Linked DNA regions of Homo sapiens: region 1 is linked to region 2. The links are chromatin loops, found by intact Hi-C in ENCODE. Cell type or tissue: CD14-positive monocyte. All regions are shown on one strand.

Region 1 (2,500 bases), 81 kb after region 2:
GACCTTGACCTGGGCCGTACGGCGCAGCAAACCATGTCTCTGGCCTGAAGATGTGTCCTGGGCCAGGGGAAAAGGGAAGGAAACAGCCCCAGCTCACTGGGTGCTGATGATGGGGAGGGGTGATCAGGAACATGCTGAACTCACCAGCCTGGCCATTGCTGGTCTACACATCCATGAACTGTGCAAGATTTCAGGCACGTTAAATAACAGAGCCTTACAGTCCAATGGGGAAGAGAAATGTGTAAACACAGCCATGGGGATGGGTGCCTGGTGAGGGACTGTCAAACATGGGCGTGGCCATGAGCCCCTCTTGCCAGCCTCTAGCCCTCTGTCCACACGGTGGGGCCTGGAGTTGCTGGACTTCCCTTTCACTTAGATCAGAAGCTGAAGTTTAACAGTGTGGGCTGGGATGGGAGTGTGGGAGGGGGGTTAGGGCCCAGGCAGGAAAGCTGGACGCAGAGTGGTTAGACAGGTATTGGGGCTGAAATGACAAAGAGGGTACTGAGGACACCCAGGGACAAAGCAGCCACAGCCTCCAGGCAGGTCCCAGGAGCCCTGAGGAGGAGCCATGGGGTGGTGGGGAATTGGTCCCCTCCCTGCCTGCTGCTTCCAGGCTGCCCTCACTTCCTTCCCATGGTCTGGGGCATTCTGATCCTGACACAGTGATGTGGGGGTGGCCCATGATGTGGGAATGGGGGCCTGGCCGGTACCGACATCTCCAGCCAGAGCTCAGGGTTGCCTCTGCCATCATCACCTCGGCCACATCCCCTTTCCTTCTGATCCCAGACACATTGGGCTCTGTCTTGCCTGCTGTTCTGTCTGCCTGGAAAGCTAATGTTGTTGGTGCCAAATTCCTGAAGAGTCCTCCCTGATGGCCCGTCCACCACGCGAAGCTGTGGAAATTGCCCGCTGCTGGGAGGAACAGTGCCGCCCGGCCGAGTCCTGCGCGTGTGTGGAAGCGGAGGCCAAGGGTTGGTATTCGTAAGGTCTGGGAGTTTGGTTTAAGGCAGATCTTTCAATGTGGGTGGCTGGTCTGATTTGGACTGGGACATGTTTACAATGTGTAATAAGACTTTAAGATCAGTGGACGCAGCAGAGGGCGTGAAGCCAGCCTGATGGTGGTTTGCTGAGGGAGCAGCTTGCCCAGGAGAGTGGCTTGTTGTTCTTAGAAGGACTCCCTGGGTGAGCAGGTCAAACAACTTTCAGGAGCTCTGATCAGTCAAGTTGCATGCTGTTTTGCCCTCTTGGGTGGAAATTTGCTGCAGTAGTCCAGTTAAAGTGTACTTGTGCATTTCTGACACCTCACCCTTCAGGTCCAACTTAGCCTCCTCACCAGGCCAGCTTGTCTCCTGTAGTTCTCTTGGCACCCTGTGTGTTCCTACTCAGGACTTGTCACAGTGTGTCATCACACACACGCAAGCACATGCTGTGGGACATTGATGTCTTGCCCACTGGAAGGGTTCCGTAGGGTGGAGTCAGCCCCACTTTGCTCTGCTGGCACTTAGCACGGCATGTGGCACGTAGCAAGTAGTTAGGAAATGTTTGCAGAGGAACATGAATAAGTCTTGCACGAGGTGCCGGGGAGCTCAGAGGAGGAAGCAGCCTCCTTTTTTTCCAGGAGACCAGGGGACGCTTTACCCAGAAGGGCCCTGCTGCTGTGGAGGGTGCAGCCTCCTTGGGGGCTGAGTGTGGAGGGCAAGCGGAGGGTAGGGCTCAGGGGCCAGGGTGATGGGTGCGGGTGGGAGGTGGATCAGACAGCATTGTGAGGGTAAAGGGTTGGGATTTTAAGCAAAAGGCAGCAAAGAGCTGTTGAAGGCTTTTTGGCAGAGGCATGTCAAGACCAGATTTGGAGTTTCGAGATACTCATGTAGCTATACCATGGGGGTGGGTGAAAGCGTGGGTGGGAGAAGGCACAGGGGCTGGAGAGGAATGGGAGGGAAGGCGTTGTGGTCACTGCTTCCTGGCAGGGGCGGGGAGGGAGCCTCAACTGGGTCTGTGGGGCAGAGGAGCCAGCACCACTCCAGGGCTCGTCCCGGGTGGGTGTGGATGGAGATGCCACAGCCTGCGTGGCTCCCAGGGTGAGGGTCAGGCTCACAGGGAGGACACCAGGCCTCTTATCGTGGCTCCATTCTCTGTGGACTGCCCTTGGTGGGACTAAGAGCAGGCAGGTCTCCATGTGTCCTGGACACGGCTCCTGACCCAGCACGTGTGTCCACTTTTGGGCTGTGGTGAGGGTGATTGAGGGGCAGTGTGCCAATGTAGAATGACTATATGGCATGTTTGTGGGCTAAAGTAAGTGAATGCTTAAATTGACACTAAGATGCGGTGAGCTTGATCGTGGGTCGGCCGGTTTCCATTCAGCTAAAATTCGTGAAGTGGGGGCATCACTGACTTTTTTTGTAAAGAGAAAATAACCTGTAAATAGGCTTTTAAAAATAGACACTTACTCTTGCTTTTTTTGTAAATCAGATTGACCTGTCAGTGCACTCTGGGGTCCGGC
Region 2 (2,500 bases):
AATTGGATTCTTTTGGCAGGAAAGGAAATGAGGAAATTCCATTAAATAGGAAAAGGACAGTGTCTTCCATGAGTATAATCAGGGGATTCCAGATGTTAGACTGGCTTCCTATTTCAGGCAAGGTCTGTGTTTGGAATTCTAAATAAAGTCAAGTCACAATTATCTCTGGAATTAGACAAAGAAAGAGCATGAATAAATGACCAGTAAAGCTAATTGTACCCCAACATTCCAACCCCTTATCCCATTATTCCATTGGCATCCCCATCTCTTATTATATATTTTTTTGAAATCTAATAACAAAGAAAAATGATCTGATGAATATCTACCCAGGAGCTACTCAACAGAATCCTGCTGAGTCACTGACCACCTCCATGTCCTCACCTGCTATCATGCTAGAGTGAGGATGATCAGGTGGATGGACCCAAGGCCAGCAGCAGGACAAGGAGTGAGCCAGCCAGGGCCTGAGTGATTGACTAGCTACGCTAAGAGCTCCAGCAGTTCAGGGAAGTAGTTCCAGTCACTGCAGGTGGTCAAAAATTTTCCTCACTGAGTCTACGAGTTTCACAGGTCTTGGATTTCTTTTGACATTGGGGAGAATTGCACATCATCCATAGGCTGCAGACTTTCTTCCTTTCCTTGCGTGACCATCCTGTGAAAGCTTGCTGGCCTGCACTTGTGTTTCACAGCACTTCTCAGATGGCCCTGTGGTGAGGTATTTGTGTCCATGCCCTGCTAAACGCTGAGCCCCTGGGAAGGGCCTGCACACATCAGTGTGCTCCACACACTGGACATGAATGGGACACACGTCTACCCCTCTGAAGCTGCTCCGTTAACTGGCTCGAAGCCTGCAGACTTTGTTTCCAAGCCATAGGGTTTTACTCCTGGTGCAGGATGAGTAGTTCTTGCAGGCCTCTGACTCTTCTACAAAGAGGAAGTGCCTAAGCTGGGGCAAAGGCAAACCACTTCCTGCACCTGAAAAGCACTGCCACGAAACAGCACTGAGGTCACCGGAGAAGTCACCAAGTCTAAAACACTCTTTTCTGCTCCCACCCTGTAAACGTCTCCATGATTCCTGCCACTCCCCTCCTCTCTCTCTGACCCCTTCAACCCTACGACTCAACAAAGACTACTGAGTGCCTGCCATGCATAAGACACTGAATTCAGTCTGAGCAGGAGGCAGGCCAGGGTGAGAAACACCCGCCTGTCTCCCGTGGGCCACACCCCCTGCAGACTGAGGCATCACTTTGGGCTCAGTCTCAGCCACTTTTTACTTGAAAATGTTATTTTCCAGATCGTTGTTCCTTTTATCTCCAGTAGTTAGAATCATGGAACATCTTTCAGCCAAAATATTGGACACCTCAGCAACACATCCAGAATTTCTATAAGTTTTTTTTTTTTTTTTTTTGAGATGGAGTCTTGCTCTGTCACCGAGGCTGGAGTGCAACAGCATGATTACAGCTCACCGCAACCTCTGCCTCCCAGGTTCAAGTGATTCTCCTGCACCAGCCTCCCGAGTAGCTGGGATTACAGGCATGCACCACCACACCCAGCTAATTTTGTATTTCAGTAGAGATGGGATTTCACCAGGTTGGTCAGGCTGGCCTCGAGTTCCTGACCTCAGGTGATCCACCTGCCTCGGTCTCCCAAAGTGCTGCGATTACAGGCGTGAGCCATCGCACCCAGCCTATAATTTTCTTTTTTATAATTTCTATTTCTTCATTGATATCCTCCATTCAGTGAAACAGTATTTTATACTTTGCTTTGGTTCTTTAAACATATATATATATATATATATATATAGTTTTTTGGGTTTTTTTTGTTTGTTTTTTGAGATAGGGTCTTGCTCTGTCACCCAGGCTAGAGTGCTGTGGTGCAATCATAGCTCACTGCAGCCTCAAAGTCTTGGGTGCAAGCAATCACAAAATTCAGGGCCTGCCTCAGCCTCCTGAGTAGCTGGGACTACCGCCACACACCATGCCTGGCTCATTTTTAAGTATTTTGTAGAGATGGGGTCTCTTGAACTCCCAGGCTCAAGCAATCCTCCTGACTCAGCCTCCCAAAGTGCTGGGATTACAGTAAACATATTTTAAATAGCTGACCTAAAATCTTTGTCTAGTAAGTTTGGCCAATACCTGGGCTTCCCCAGGAACAGTTTCTACTGTCTGCTTTTTCCCCTGCATCTGACAACAGTCATCCTTTCTTGTTTCTTTGCATATTTTTTTTTTTTTGAGACGGAGTCTCGCCCTGTCACCCAGGCTGGAGTGTAGTGGCCTGATCTCAGCTGACTGCAAGCTCTACCTCCCAGGTTCACGCCATTCTCCTGCCTCAGCCTCCCTAGTAGCTGGGACTACAGGTGCCTGCCACCATGCCTGGCTAATTTTTTGTATTTTTAGTAGAGACGGGGTTTCACCGTGTTAGCCAGGATGGTCTCGATCTCCTGACCTCATGATCTGCCTGCCTCAGCCTCCCAAAGTGCTGAGATTACAGGCGTGAGCCACCG

The links. Hi-C counts contacts between places; a loop is a spot of excess contacts. Peaks named below come from ENCODE experiments on the same cell type or tissue, not always from the same donor. Only the 100,000 strongest peaks of a DNase experiment are listed, where the experiment ranks them.
Region 1: it touches region 2 in a loop (2.3-fold over the local background); 6 of 110 quality-filtered maps call a loop at or near these places.

Annotation. Positions count from the first base shown.
Region 1 is chr9:89,439,709-89,442,208 of GRCh38, reverse strand. All of the region lies in intron 2 of SEMA4D (semaphorin 4D), which reads left to right. Among named protein-coding and RNA genes, the nearest start is that of SEMA4D, 57 kb to the left of the region's middle. RefSeq lists an enhancer at 1,818-2,395. In CD14-positive monocyte, no CTCF peak of the experiment used is centred here; DNase peaks (open chromatin) are centred at 98 and 1,458; H3K4me3 peaks cover 262 bases; H3K27ac peaks cover 2,500 bases.
Region 2 is chr9:89,521,017-89,523,516 of GRCh38, reverse strand. No RefSeq gene overlaps it. Among named protein-coding and RNA genes, the nearest start is that of SEMA4D, 24 kb to the right of the region's middle. RefSeq lists enhancers at 387-496, 637-716. In CD14-positive monocyte, no CTCF peak of the experiment used is centred here; DNase peaks (open chromatin) are centred at 536 and 966; H3K4me3 peaks cover 1,442 bases; H3K27ac peaks cover 1,673 bases.